Regions from separate parts of the Homo sapiens genome. Here regions 1, 2, 3 and 4 are each linked to region 5. A link is a contact called in ENCODE Hi-C or POLR2A ChIA-PET data. All regions are on one chromosome and are shown on one strand. The core of a region is the stretch at or near the end of the contact, and the rest is flanking DNA. Distances in the headings are between cores, read along the strand shown. Region 1 holds the start of ZNF490 (zinc finger protein 490). Region 2 holds the start of MAN2B1 (mannosidase alpha class 2B member 1). Region 3 holds the start of ZNF799 (zinc finger protein 799). Region 4 holds the start of ZNF564 (zinc finger protein 564). Region 5 holds the start of ZNF440 (zinc finger protein 440).

Region 1 (2,700 bases), core at 120-2,619, 800 kb before region 5:
TTCCATGGCAATAAATAGTTTACAAAAGTATTACTTCTATCTGAATGCTTCTAGATGTTGCAAGTTTAAGTCCTGGAATACCATCTGAAACATCAAACTAAAAGAACAGACCTGAGAAACATATTCCATGTGCTCAGGGAAAGAACAAAGAATTTTTAACAAATGTAATATTGGGATGTTTTTTGTTTTCTGAGATTCATTTCTTTTTTGCCCTTTGGAAATATTTTGTACTGTCTCTCAAGTTCTTCTGATAACATATATTTTATATTTATTGGAAAAATGACATTCGAGTGAATAAATCTTTTCAAGGTCATAAACCCAAGGCGGGACAGTGCCAATCTGAAACTGTGCTGAAAAGATAGATTACCCAGGAAAGTTTACAAAAAGGAACCTCAACGCAAAGGAGTTCCCATAGGATGTCTGTGCCCTGGAAAGGTACCAGGATGAGGGCCACAGCATTTTATGCAGATTAGTTCCAAGTGAATAATTTTTCTGATTTTTCTCTGATGTAAAATATCCACAAACAAGAAATAAATCGTTTAAAAGAGGCATCTATTGGAAAAAAGATTATTAAAATACTGCGTGTGTTTGAAATGCACCACACAGGACAAAGAGTTGGTGACGATGTTTTCCACTGGCGAGCGGAAGTAGGCGTTTGGGAATTCGGGGAGGGATCCGGAAATCTAGGGATTAATGGCCCGCCGTGGGAGGAGCTAGGCTGGGGGGACAGGGTAGTGGATTTGAGACTCTGCTTCCAACATCTTTGGAAGACTCAGGGGGAAACAGCCTTTGGGAAGAAAGAAGGGACTGGGAACCCCAGACTGTAGCTCCTCCCACACAAACCAAACACACAAGGCGGGATTCTCCCCAGGACCCTCCCGTGGTCCCTGCACGATCTGGGAAAGACGCGGGGCTGCGGGCGCGGAGTTGTCCAGAGAGGGCTCCGGGGCTGGGACCGCAGTCGCCGCGCAGGGACGGGACAGGACGCTTGGAGTTCCAGCTGCCAGCCCAGCCCCACACTGCGGCCGGAGGTGACCGTGGGGAGGCCCGGGTCCCGCGATCACGGCCGGTTCCAACTAGTCCGGCCCTGCACACTCACCATTTTCCGGCCTCGCGGGTGTCCCGGTGTTGTCCCTAAGGTTCACGGAGCCAGCGCAGGGTACAGCGCATCCGATGCAGGGGTACAGCAACCTGACGCGTCAAGGGGCCAGGAGACCCCAAGCTAAGCACAACCCGATCGCACAGTGACGTAGCACGCATTTGCGCAGCGTAGCCGTACCCTCCTTTCCGGCGCCGCCCCTGATTGGACAATTATACAGCCCCGCCCCTTTTTGTCCGAATGACAGCTAGGCAGCAGGTCTAGTAGCTAGGCAGATCTCGCTTCCGCCGGTGGGACGGAACTGGTGCCCTCCGTGGACAATTGTGTTGAAGCAGAAATTGTTCCGGATCTCGGGTCGGACACGGAAGTCTTCCTGCAGTGTTTCTGGATGCGGGGACAGGGATGCGCAGGAATTCCAGTCTCAGTTTCCAGATGGAGCGACCCCTCGAGGAGCAAGTCCAGAGCAAGTGGTCGTCTAGTCAAGGCCGCACAGGAACAGGAGGGTCTGATGTCCTCCAGGTACCAGGGGCTTGGCATAATGTTGTAAGGCCTCTCGTGGAATAGTGACCCTTGTTTATAAACAGACGGTTACCCCATCATGTGTAATAAAAAGTGTGGTTGCATTTTAATCTTTGACCATAACAGCGTTGAGGCGTCCACCTTTCTTTTCCCCACCTCCACACATTTGGCACTTTAGAAAAGGAACCCCAAGGCAGGGCTTGGTGGCGCACACCCGTAGTCCCAGCTACTGCGTGGTGGGGGCGGTGGGGGAGGTCGGGGGGTGGGTGGGCTGAGGCGGGTGGATCGCTTGACTCCAGGAGTTTGAGTTCAGTCTGGGCAACATGGCCAGAACCCATCCCAAGAAAAAAAAAAAAAGGAAAGAAAGAAAAAACAATCCGTAGGACACCCGAGCACTTGGCTCGGGTGGTAAATTGCAACCCTAACCTGGGCACAGGGACTCTTCAGACCAATCACGATCTATGAGACGTGCTCAGTAAACTGCGTTTTACTCTGGAAGGAAATGGTTTGTTTTCGTTGTTTTTTTGTTTGTTTGTTTTTAGTTTAAGCATGTTTTTATTGCTTTTCATTTTTATTTTTATTTTTGTAGATTTATGGTTACAAATGCACTTGTGTTACGTGGATATATTTCATAGTGGCGAAGTCTGGCTTTTAGTGCACCCATCACCCAAAGAGTGTATATTGTACCCAATAGGTAATATTTCATCCCTCATCCCCCCTCTCTGTCCAACCTATTGGCATCTCCAGTGTCTATTATTCCATTCTGTATGTCCATGTTTACCCATTGTTTAGCTCCCACTTATATGTAAGAAGATGCAGTTTTTGACTTTCTGTTTTTGCATCATCGCACTTAGGATAATGGCCTCCAGTTCCATCCGTGTTGCTGTAAAGTGGAAGGAAATTTATCTCAAATAAGTTTTCTAAAGTGTCCCTACAGAACTTGGAAAGACCAAGAGCCCAAAACCAGCCTGGGCAACATAGCGAGACCCCATTTCTCAAAAAATTTTTAAAAATTAGCTGGGTATGGTGTTCACCTGTAGTCCTAGCTCCTTCGGAGGCTGAGGCAGAAGGATCTCAAGGCT
Region 2 (2,700 bases), core at 117-2,616, 850 kb before region 5:
GTTGAAACCTGTTGTTAATAAAGTTTTTCACTCTGGCTGTCAGCCTCTTCTGTTCAGTGGGGTGTTCCTCCTACCTGGCGGGAAGGGCTCTAGCCCCATAGGCCTGGTGTGGGGCCCCAGTCTGGAGGCTTCTGGCTGTTCATTTGCTTACTTCATAAACCTTGTGTCTTAAGTCAGGTGCTAGGGACAAGACAGTGACTTCTGCCCTCTGGCAACTCACCAGATGGCCCTGCTGACCTAGATAATCTAGGCTTTGGTTTCCTTTTTTTTTTTTCCTTTTTAAGAAAGAAAATGGTCTTGATCTGTCATGCAGGCTGAGTGCAGTGGCACAATCTATGTTCACTGCAGCCTCAAACTCCTGGGCTCAAGCAATCCTCCCACCTCAGCCTGCCACGTAACTGGGACCACAAATGCGTGCTACCATGCCCAGTTAATTCTTGTTTTTTTTGAGACAGAGTTTTGCTCTTGTTGCCCAGGCTGGAGGGCAATGGCATGATCTTGATCTCGGCTCACTGCAACCTCCGCCTCCCAGGTTCAAGTGATTCTCCTGCCTCAGTCTCCCAAGTAGCTGGGATTACAGGCATGTGCCACCATGCCCAGCTAATTTTTGTATTTTTACATTTTGTGTAAAATTACAAATTTTGTGTTTTCAAACCCGTCTCTACAAAACAACCCATGTTGCCCAGGCTGGTCTCAAACTCCCAGGCCCAAGTGATTCACCAGCCTGGCCCTCCCAAAGTGCTGGGATTGCAGGCTTGAGCCACTGCGCCTGCCCTGGGCTTTGTTTTCTTATCAGAGAATGAACTGGTAGGAATTGGGAAAGGCATGAAAGACTCGGGGTCCTTCCCCACTTGTCAGACCCTCTTTTCTCTCCGGAACACCCAGGGATCCTTCTCAACCAGGCTGGATCCCATCCCTGGTACTCCAGGGGTATTTACCCAACGTCCCAATCCCCACAGTATAGGACTCTTCATCAGATCCTCCTCTTAGGCAAGCTAGGTCCTTCCAGGACCCTAGCGCTGAAGGTCCATGGGACGGACACCCTGGATTCCCATGGACACACTACACCGGCTAGGAAAACCCGGCCCCCTTAGGAAAAGCACTTCTGCTCCTACCGGCATTAAGAGGCATTCCGTCTTGGAATTCCGGCATTAAGAGGCATTCCGTCTTCATAGCCCGTGAGACGCCAGTGTCACCTTTAGCCCAACCAGTGCCCTGAGGGTGGCATTTTCCTACCTTCCTGTAACGACCCCCGGGATTGCCCAGGGCTACAGCCTCTCTCCCGTGAGCCTCCAGACCGCGCCCTGGCCCCGCCCCCCACCCCGATTGGCCCGGCCGGGTCTGGGGGCGGGGCGTTTGCCCGGCCTTTCCAGGGCCGGGGAACCCCAGGAGGAAGCTGCTGAGCCATGGGCGCCTACGCGCGGGCTTCGGGGGTCTGCGCTCGCGGCTGCCTGGACTCAGCAGGCCCCTGGACCATGTCCCGCGCCCTGCGGCCACCGCTCCCGCCTCTCTGCTTTTTCCTTTTGTTGCTGGCGGCTGCCGGTGCTCGGGCCGGGGGATACGAGGTGAGTGGGGCCTCCGAGCTGAAACGTACAGGAGGCAGAGTGAAACCCAGAATACAGTCTAGAGGTGTGGGTGGGTCTGTCCTGTGGGTGTCTAGTGAATGGCTGATGATATGACAGTGTGGTCTGAGTGCGTGCTTTGTGTCATTGCGAGGTCTGGCTGTGCGCATCTGAGTATAGGACTGTGTCTGATTGTACCTGCCTCCGTGTCTCCGGGATGCTTGCCTAGACTTTGTCTGCACTTAACTGTGGGATTGGAGGGGCAGGAGGTGGCAGGGGGTGAGCAGTGTATGTGTGGGGGGAGGTGCTGGCTGAGAGCTGGGACTCTGGAGTCTGCCTGAAATTCCAGCCTAGCTCTTACACTTCCTGAGTGTGTGACGTTGGGCAAGTCACCTATCCTCTCTAAGCCTCAGTGCCTTCATCTGGAAACTGGGGATAACATCACCCCACCTCCCACGGTGGCCGTCTGCTGTCGGCAAATGCTGAACAAACATCAGCTACTTCTATTATTATTTTCCCGGAGTGTGAATGAGAGCTGCCCTGTGGGGTTGTGCAAAGTGGAGTTGTATCTATGAGCACAACTATGTATGTGTGTGTCCTGCCTGGGAGGGCCTGGCCTCCTCTGCACATAGGCGAGATCAGGCCTCTCTGAGTCACTCACCTCTAGATCAAGACTTACTCTGCAGCCCCCGACCTCGGGGGTTATTGACAAGGTATGTGTGTTTGGGGTCCCTGTGCAGACATGCCCCACAGTGCAGCCGAACATGCTGAACGTGCACCTGCTGCCTCACACACATGATGACGTGGGCTGGCTCAAAACCGTGGACCAGTACTTTTATGGAAGTGAGTAGAGGATGGGGACTGGTCCCTGGGATCCCCATGGTCCCTGTAATCCCTCTGGGTCCTGGACATTAGGGTGGGGCCAGTGCTACCCTAATATCCAGGGTTTGGGCTCCTCTGTCTAGGAATAACCCCCTTGGCTCTGCTGTTCCCTGAGAGCCTTATCCCTGTTATCCACAGTCAAGAATGACATCCAGCACGCCGGTGTGCAGTACATCCTGGACTCGGTCATCTCTGCCTTGCTGGCAGATCCCACCCGTCGCTTCATTTACGTGGAGATTGCCTTCTTCTCCCGTTG
Region 3 (2,700 bases), core at 48-2,547, 590 kb before region 5:
CCCACAGCTAGCATGATAATGAATGAGGAAAAACTGAAAGCCTTTCCTGTAAGATCTGGAACACAATAAGAATGCCCACTTTTACCACTGTTGTTCAGCACAGTACTCGAAGTCCCAGCTAGAGCAATAAGTCCAAAAAAAAAAAAAAAAAGAAATAAAGGGCATCTATATTGGGAAGGAAAGGAAGAAGTCAAATTATCCTGGTTTGCATATAATATGATCTTATATCTGGAAATACCTAAAGACTCCACCAAAAAAGTATTAGAACTGAGAAATAAATTCAGTAAAGTTGCAGGATACAATATTAACATACAAAAATCAGTAACATTTTTATATGCCAACAGTGAACAATCTGAAGCTACTTGAGAGGCTGAGGTGGGAGGATTGCTTGAGCTTGGGAGGTAGAGGTTGCAGTGAGCCATGATGGCCCCACTGCACTCCAGCCTAGGCAACAGAGCAAGACCCCATCTCAAACAACCAAAAACGTGTAGAAGGATGGTTACCACAGGCTGGGAAAAGTAGTAGCGAGGAGTAGTTATGGGGGAAGTGGGGATGGTTAATAGGTATAAAAAATAGTTACAAAGAATGAATAAGACCTAGTATTTGCTAGCACAACAGAGTGACTATAGTAAAAAATAATTTAATTGTACATTGAAATATTTTGAAAAATTTCATTGAAAAAGAGTATAATTGGAGCCAGGCGCGATGGCTCACGTCTCTAATCCCAGAACTTTGGGAGGCCAAGGTGGGCGGATCACGAGGTCAGGAGTTCGAGACCAGCCTGGCCAACATGGTGAAACCCGGCCTCTACTAAAACATACAAAAATTAGCCGGGTGTGGTGGCGCGCACCTGTAATCCCAGCTACTCGGGAGGCTGAGGCAGAATTGTTTGAACCCACCTAGGAGGCGGAGGTCGCAGTGAGCCTCGCACCATTGCACTCTAGCCTGAGCCACGGAGCAAGACTCCCTCTCTCTCTCTCTCTCTCTCTCTCTCTCTCGGAAAAAAAAAAAAAAAAAAAAAAAAAAGTATAATTGTTTTGTCAGTCAGTGTACAGGAGGAAGAAGCAGGAGGTCCTATTGAGTACAGGCAGGAAATTCCGCTTAAGTGCAAATATCCCTCGGGAGGATTCAGATCAAAGAGCAGGGAGGAAGCCCGCCCTGCCAAGGGCTGTGTCAGGAACTTGCTCATCTGGCTCCACTCAGCTGTGCAAGATCGCTTCTTCTGTCAATCAGTCCACGAGGGGCGGCACCTGACGCCGTATCCAGTAAGGGCCGTGGGGCGGGTTCGTGGGAACTGTCAATCAGGCGCGCTTCCCAGAGGAGTGTGTGGTTGAAAAAGCCCGCGGCGTCTTCTCCACCCACCTGCGCTGGGCGCTCGGTGCTCGGCTCTGTAGCTAAGAGACGACCTGGAAGTTCCGTGGCAGCCTGTGTCCCGCGGGAACCCGCATTGGCAGCGGGAGCCGTCCGGAGGACCTGGGACACCGCGGAAGTCGGGAAATGGTGCGTGTGCTGGGCCGGCGTCCCGAGGCGGGGGAGGGGCTGGGTGGAACCTGCAGTAATCGGCTGTGGCTGGACCCGGGCCTCCCCAAGGGCTACTCCGGGATCTACGGACCCGGGTTCCCCTGGCGTAGGTCGGCCCTCGGCCGCAGGGTGGGGCTGGGCATGCAGCCGGGACCCCGGGCGTCCTGTCCCGTTCCTGCGCGGCGACTGCGGCCCCGGCGCCCTCTCTGGGCAGCTCCGCGCCCGCAGCCTCGCGTCTCCCGAGATTGTGCGGCTGTAAGCAACACAGGTTCGCGGCCCGACTCACTGCACCGAGACGCTGAGGGCTGCAGCAGAAACAGTTTAATAGCCAGAGAGGGGAGGACACCCCAGATCCGCCTCCCTGAGGGATTTGGGGTCTGGACGGGGGCGGCTGGGTGTAGGGTCGTTGGTTGGTGGGGAAGTGAGGGGTGAATCCTGGGACAGGAGGTGAAGAAACCGCATTCTGCTGAATGGGCTCCCTCGTTGGGACTTCAACCTGATTGGCGCCAGCCTTTGCTGGGATTCAGGATCTGAGAACTCCGGCGACTCTTGAGCAGTTCTCAGAGATCTTATCCCCAGGCACAATGGGGAAGCCGGCGGTCAGCGTCTGCTGTGACCTGACTCTCAGGGAGGCGGCCCCTTGAGGCAGCGGGGCTGAGGGCACCTGGTTAATATCTAACTGCAATCTCGCCTCCAGCCTGGCTCGCAGTTCCTGTGAACCCGGTGAGGAGGCTGCACGGTGACGACGAGTCACCAGGTGGAATCCAGACTCGTGTGTGGGGTTTGTGTGTGGGAGGAGCTGTGGTCTCCGTGGTCCTCAGTCCCTTCTTTCTTTCCAAGGGCGACCGTTTCCCCTCTGAGTCTTCCAAAGATGTGGTTAGCAGGGTCTCAAATCCACCACTGTGTTCTCTCATCCTGACTCCTCCTAGGGCTGGCAGCAAATCTCTTGGTTTCCAGAGACTTCCCCAGGCTAACCTTCTGTCCTTAATTCACAGCAACGGTATGAACTGTTTGGCCCCCAGGCGATATTTCACTAGTTTGTCATCTTGTTTTCAGCTAGCAATGTATGGCTTTTTCTTGAAAGAATTATTTTGGGTTCCTGAACACGGTGGGTCATTCCTGTAATTCCAGCACCTTGGGAGGCTAAGGCAGAGGTATTGCTTAATCTTAGTAGTTCCA
Region 4 (2,700 bases), core at 48-2,547, 740 kb before region 5:
AATCTGTGAGGGTCAGACTCAGTGAAAAACTTGTTTGCATTGTCCCCTGGAGAAAAGGTTTGGGAACATGACAATTTATTTAGGTCACGACTTTACATTGACTCCGGGTGAGAGTTTCCTGCTGGTACAAATGAAGGTTTTGAAGGAAAGAGTGTTTCCACACTGTGAGGAGAGGACTGGAGGGCACCTTGAGCTCCCAAAGTTGAATTCTTAAGTGTCCCTGTCTCATCACCAGGTTCTGATCCACACTGGGGTTCCATTTCAGCAGTTAGAGTCTGGGTCCCAAGCTTGGGATTATTTTATTTTATATTTCATTTCTTCATTTCATTATTTCATTTCATTTCATATTTCATTTTTTAGTCTCGCTCTGTCGCCCAGGCTGGAGTGCAATGGCGCTATCTCGGCTCACTGCAACTTCCCCCTCCCAGGTTCAAGCGATTCTCGTACCTCAGCTTCCCGAGTTGCTGGGATTACAGGCACCTGCCACCACGCCTGGCTAATTTTTGTATTTTTAGTAGAGATGGGGTTTCACCATGTTGGTTAGGCTGGTCTTGAACTCCTGACCTTAAGCAATTTTCTCACCTTGGCCTTCCAAAGTTCTGGGATTACAGGCGTGAGCCACCGCGCCCGGCGCTTGGGAATATTTTTAACGTTATGATTGTGGGTTTTCCTTGTGAACTGCGGGTGAAGCAGGCTGCTTGTCTGAGCTAGTTCAAATGTTTGCTTACTTCTCTTGGTTTCTTTATAGATGATCGCTGTCATAAAAACTCCAGTTTTTCCTATACATTTAATACTTTTATTTCTTTGTCCGTTTTAATTTTCTTGCCTGAAAGAAGCAAGCCCTCCTCCCTCCTGTTACACTGTGGTCTGGCCTGGCCTGGGCGCGCCTCCTACTCCGAGGCCAGGGGATGGCTCCACTGGACGCCGAGTCTGTCATTCCCTGTGCACACTTGTGACTCTGTGTCCGGGAGGAAAAGGCAGGAAGGGCACCCTGAGTGCAGAAACACGCCAGTGTCACCTCTGCAGAGCCTGAAACACTTTCTGCTTAAATGCAAATATCCTCCCCGGCACAGAAGGTTACAGAAGGAGGAAGCCCGGCCCGCGAAGGGCAGTGGCCAAGACCCTGTCAATCTGTCTTTACTCAGCCACATACCGCATTGCTTCTCCTGTCACTCAGTACCAAGGGGGCAGGACTTGAATCATCACCCAATCAGGGGCACTGGGGCGGGAACCTGCAAACCATCCAATCAGGAACTCTGCAAGGGGGACAGGGGCAATGTTCAACAACTCCGCGGGGTCTTCCTGTTTCGTGTCCGCTGCGTTTGGGTTCCGGTCTCCGCTTCTCCAGTGGCCCCGGTGGCTCCACCGCAGCGTCTGGCGCGCTGGGACCTGCACAGGCCGGAGAGAGCCGTAGGCAGGACCCCGGGACACCCTGGAAGCCAGGAAATGGTGCGTGTGCGGGGCCGGGCGCCTGGAGACTGGGGGAGGGGCTTGTGGGAACCGGCCGGAACCGGCTGTGGAAGCACCCTGGCCTCCCTGCAGCGACTCCAGGGTCTGGGACCCGAGTTCCCTGGCGCAGCTCGGCCCTCTGTCCCCTCGGCCGCAGGGTGGGTTGGGCCGTAGCCAGTACCCCAGGCGTCCTGTCCCGTCCCTGCGCGGCGACTGCGGCCTCGGCCTCGGAGCCCTGTCTGGGCAGCTCCGCGCCCGCAGCCCCGCCTCTCTCCAGATTGTTTGTACTGGGACACGGGAGGGTCATAAGGCGGAATCCCGTCTCGGGTGTGCGGTTCGTGCATGGGAAGAGCTGTGGGCTGTGGCCTTCCCAGTACATCGTCTTTTTTTCCGGGGGACTGGTCTTCCTCCGAGTCTTCCAAACGTACTGGAAAAAGAATCTCAAACCTACGACTCCCGTTTTTTTTAGCCTAGCTTTTTCTGGGGCTGGAAATAAATGCCTAAATTTCCGGTTCCTTCCCCGCATTCCCAAAGGTGACCTCCCCTCGCCAAATCAACATTATCAGCTGTTTTTTGTTTGACATTTAAGACACAGTATTTTAGTTGTTTATAGTTTCTTTCACCATACTCTTTTGAAAGGATTTGTTTTCTGTTTGTTGTTTTTTTTTTCTTTTCAGACAGAGTTTCGCTCTGTCGCCCAGGCTGGAGTGCAGTGGGAAGATCTCAGCTCACTGCAACCTTCGCCTTCCGGGTTCAAGCAATTCTCCTGCCTCAGCCTCCTGAGTAACTGGGATTACAGGCATGCGCCGCCACGACCGGCTACTTTTTGTATTTTTGGTAGAAACTGGGTTTCTCCATGTTGGCCAGGTTGGTCTCAAACTCCAGACCTCAGGTGATCCGCTCACCTCCGCCTCCCAAAATGCTGGTATTACAGACGTGAGCCACCGCGCCCGGCCTCTTGTTTGTGTACTTGTAACCTGAGAGGGAAACGGAGAATAAGAACCTGACACTCTACGGTAAAATTTTTTTTTTTTTTTGAGACAGAGTTTCGCTCTTATTGCCCAGGCTGGAGTGCAATGGCGCGATCTCAGCTCACTGCAACCTCCACCTCCTGGGTTCAAGCGATTCTCCTGCCTCAGCCTCCCGTGTAACTGGGATTACAGGCATGCGCCACCATGCCCGGCTAATTTTGTATTTTTAGTAGAGACAGGGTTTCTCCATGTTGGCCAGGCTGGTCTCGAACTCCCGACC
Region 5 (2,700 bases), core at 14-2,513:
CACACGAACCTGTCAGAGATGATAAATTACTTTTCTAAAAGCTTTAGTAAGCTGTTCTTTGTTTCTTGAGACCGACTTCCTTGTCTCCTAGCTACCTGTTCTGTAAACAACCTTCCCGCTTTTGCCGCGCCCAGACAAGTCCAGATACGCCTTCCCGCCTAGTAACGGACAGTCCCTGTTCCTTCCCGTCTCATAGACCCTATTTAATTTGTGTGTGTGTGTGTGTGTGTGTGTGTGTGTGTGTGTGTGTGACGGAGTTGCCCAGTTGTCTCGCTCTGTTGCCCAGGCTGGAGTACAGTGGTGCGATCTCGGCTCACTGCAAGCTCCACCTCCCGGGTTCACGCCATTCTCCTGCCTCAGCCTCCCGAGTAGCTGGAACTACAGGCGCCCGCCACCATACCCAGTTAATTTTTTTGTATTTTTAGTGGAGACGGGGTTTCACCGTGTTAGCCAGGGATGGTCTCGATCTCCTGACCTCGCGATCCGCCTGCCTCGGCCTCCCAAAGTGCTGGGGTTACAGGCGTGACCCACCGCGCCTGGCCAGACCCTATTTAATTTTAAACCTTAGCCTATCGAGTTAGTTTAGATTGTGAGGTCCAACCCTAGCCAATGAGGAAAGGACACAGAAGTGCTAGAAACTGCGTTAAGGAGAAAAACCCCTGCCCTACCCCGCTCGCTGTGCTCTTGTGACTGGCGCAAGCTGCACCCTTGTGTAGAAATAAATTTGCTTTGCTGAGGAATTTTCTGCCTAGATGCTGGTTTTCTTTGCGGCACCGGGCACTTGTTTCTAACAAACCCCATATCCGAGGCGGGATCCCCCCATATCCCTCCCGTGGCCCCCGCATAATGTGGGGAGACGCGGAGCTGCCCAGATTAGGCTCCGGAGCCGGGGCCGCAGTCGCCGTGAAGGGACGGGACAGGAGGCCCGGGGTCCCGGCTGCCGGCCCAGCCCCACCCTGCGACCGAGGGGACTCGCGTCCACGACCCCGGAGTCGCCGCGTGGAGGCCCGGGTCCCGCCTCAGCCGGTTCCGGCCGATTCCAGCCCCTCTCCCAGTCGCCCGGACGCCAGCCCCCTCACACACACCATTTCTCGGCTTCCAGGGTGTTCCGGCGTCCTCTGCGTGGCTCCCGCGACTAGTGTAGGTCACAGTGCAGGTTACAGAGCGACAGAAGCTCTGGTGGAGGCACCTAGTCCCTCTCGAAGCAAGAAAGCCGAGATCCTGACCGCTGTCGGCGCAGCACTAAAGGAATGGACGGAGGGCGACTGTCCCTTCCCCCTTCCCCGGATGGACAGTTGACAGGGCCCCGCCCCAGCACCCCTGATTGGATGGGGCGCCAGGCCCCGCCTCCTCCGTGCTGAGTGACAGCAGAAGCCCTGGGTAACCGGGTCCTGCAGATCATGTCTGACTTGTTCTGGCCACAGCGTCTCTGAGCGAGCAGCCTCTCTAAGCGAGCAGCCTCTCTAAGCGAACAGCCTCTCTAAGCGAGCGCCTTCCTTGAGCCCTGGTCATCAGATATTTGCATTTCAAGGCGACTTGCTCCTTATTGTTAGAAGAGGCACTGTTAGCTTCCTCATTCAAGGGGCTGTCCCTGCTCCTTCCTTCTGCACGGGATCACAAGTGTGTGCAGGGCATTTCAGACTCAGTGTTCAATGGAGAGATACGCTTGCCTCAGAGCAGGAGGGGAGCCCAGACCAGGCAAGGCACGACTGCACCAGGAGAGAGAGGCAGATGTCTTCCAGCGTGCGGGAAATGGGATGAGGCATGGCCAAGGCTTCCTCACACTGCTATGGACTCCAGCAAGGTTTTCCTTGTAAGGGAGCTAACCAAGCCAGAACTTATTAAAGATTTAGAGGCTCTCAGTACTATGTATATCTATCCCTGGTGCATTGACAGTGACTGAAGACCCATTTTTCAGGACATGCTGTGTAGGACTGAGCCAGGGAACATGATATAGCATGGCACTTTTATCTCACATATAACCCCCAAGGAGCAGGGTTAACTGAAATGAAAGATGGTCTCAGGGGAAGCTGTAAATGAGAAATTCTGTCATAGAAATTATGATTTAGGCAGGCCGGGCGCGGTGGCTCATGCCTGTAATCCCAGCACTTTGAGAGGCTGAGGCAGGTGGATCACGAGGTCAGGAGTTCAAGACCAGCCTGGCCAACATGGTGAAATCCTATCTCTACTAAAAATACAAAAATTAGCCAGGAATGGTGGCGCATGCCTGTAATCCCAGCTACTTGAAAGGCTGAGGCAGGAGAATTGCTTGAACCGGGAGGCAGAGTTTGCAGTGAGCCAAGATCGTGCCACTGCATTCCAGCCTGAGACACAGTGAGACTCCATCTCAAAAAAAAAAAAATTATGTTTTAGCCATCTTTTTTTGAGACGGGGTCTCACTCTGTCGCCCAAGCTGGAGTGCAGTGGTGCGATGGCTACTCAATGCAGCCTCAACCTCCCAGACTCAAGCAATCCTCCCACCTCAGCCTCCTAAGTAGGTGGGACTACAAGTGCCTGCCACCATGCCTGGCTAGTTTTTTATTTTTGGTAGAGATGAGGTCTCATTCGGTTGTTCAGGTTGATCTCAAACTCCTGAGCTTAAGTGATCCTCCAGCCTCAGCCTCCCAAAGTGTTGGGATTACAGGTGTGCGCCTGGCCTCTTGGGCATCTTCATTGCTCCACACCTTACAATGATAAATT

The links. A loop is a pair of places that touch in the nucleus more often than their neighbours do. ChIA-PET counts read pairs that join two places held with the same protein, here RNA polymerase II (POLR2A). Pooled maps may share reads with other maps.
Region 1: a loop to region 5 is called in a pooled map, with 4 times the contacts of the local background. The contact joins the promoter of ZNF490 here to the promoter of ZNF440 in region 5. A Hi-C loop is called at or near these places in 1 of 37 single-sample maps with no recorded cell type and 7 of 50 pooled maps.
Region 2: a loop to region 5 is called in a pooled map, with 5 times the contacts of the local background. The contact joins the promoter of MAN2B1 here to the promoter of ZNF440 in region 5. A Hi-C loop is called at or near these places in 2 of 50 pooled maps. POLR2A ChIA-PET finds 5 or more read pairs at or near these places in 4 of 52 experiments (H1, RWPE1, WTC11 and 1 more).
Region 3: a loop to region 5 is called in a pooled map, with 9 times the contacts of the local background. The contact joins the promoter of ZNF799 here to the promoter of ZNF440 in region 5. A Hi-C loop is called at or near these places in 4 of 50 pooled maps. POLR2A ChIA-PET finds 5 or more read pairs at or near these places in 2 of 52 experiments (WTC11 and naive thymus-derived CD8-positive, alpha-beta T cell).
Region 4: a pooled map shows a loop between it and region 5 (5-fold over the local background). The contact joins the promoter of ZNF564 here to the promoter of ZNF440 in region 5. A Hi-C loop is called at or near these places in 8 of 50 pooled maps. POLR2A ChIA-PET finds 5 or more read pairs at or near these places in 2 of 52 experiments (CD8-positive, alpha-beta memory T cell and activated CD4-positive, alpha-beta T cell).

Annotation. Positions count from the first base shown.
Region 1 is chr19:12,609,482-12,612,181 of GRCh38, reverse strand. ZNF490 (zinc finger protein 490) reads left to right here and starts at 1,369. Exons shown (of 5, transcript NM_020714.3): 1 at 1,369-1,618. The coding sequence starts at 1,502. ZNF791 (zinc finger protein 791) reads right to left here and starts at 1,262. Exons shown (of 4, transcript NM_153358.3): 1 at 1,100-1,262. The coding sequence starts at 1,102. RefSeq lists enhancers at 1,091-1,150, 1,481-1,700 and a silencer at 1,291-1,350.
Region 2 is chr19:12,665,408-12,668,107 of GRCh38, reverse strand. It overlaps MAN2B1 (mannosidase alpha class 2B member 1), which reads left to right and starts at 1,366. Exons shown (of 24, transcript NM_000528.4): 1 at 1,366-1,565; 2 at 2,303-2,405; 3 at 2,583-2,700. The coding sequence starts at 1,407. WDR83 (WD repeat domain 83) reads right to left here and starts at 1,301. Exons shown (of 11, transcript NM_001099737.3): 1 at 1,116-1,301. WDR83OS (WD repeat domain 83 opposite strand) reads left to right here. Exons shown (of 4, transcript NM_016145.4): 4 at 1-35. RefSeq lists a silencer at 1,224-1,503 and enhancers at 1,754-1,883, 1,904-2,033, 2,094-2,143, 2,684-2,700, 1,800-2,700.
Region 3 is chr19:12,399,868-12,402,567 of GRCh38, reverse strand. It overlaps ZNF799 (zinc finger protein 799), which reads left to right and starts at 1,297. Exons shown (of 4, transcript NM_001080821.3): 1 at 1,297-1,500. The coding sequence starts at 1,498. RefSeq lists enhancers at 1,143-1,192, 1,913-2,002 and a silencer at 1,523-1,682.
Region 4 is chr19:12,550,079-12,552,778 of GRCh38, reverse strand. ZNF564 (zinc finger protein 564) reads left to right here and starts at 1,297. Exons shown (of 4, transcript NM_144976.4): 1 at 1,297-1,449. The coding sequence starts at 1,447. It overlaps LINC02926 (long intergenic non-protein coding RNA 2926), which reads right to left and starts at 1,053. Exons shown (of 2, transcript NR_187485.1): 1 at 1-1,053. RefSeq lists enhancers at 1-246, 1,030-1,324, 1,390-1,499, 2,158-2,660 and a silencer at 1,730-1,809.
Region 5 is chr19:11,812,836-11,815,535 of GRCh38, reverse strand. It overlaps ZNF440 (zinc finger protein 440), which reads right to left and starts at 1,263. Exons shown (of 4, transcript NM_152357.3): 1 at 1,086-1,263. The coding sequence starts at 1,088. RefSeq lists silencers at 859-928, 1,349-1,428.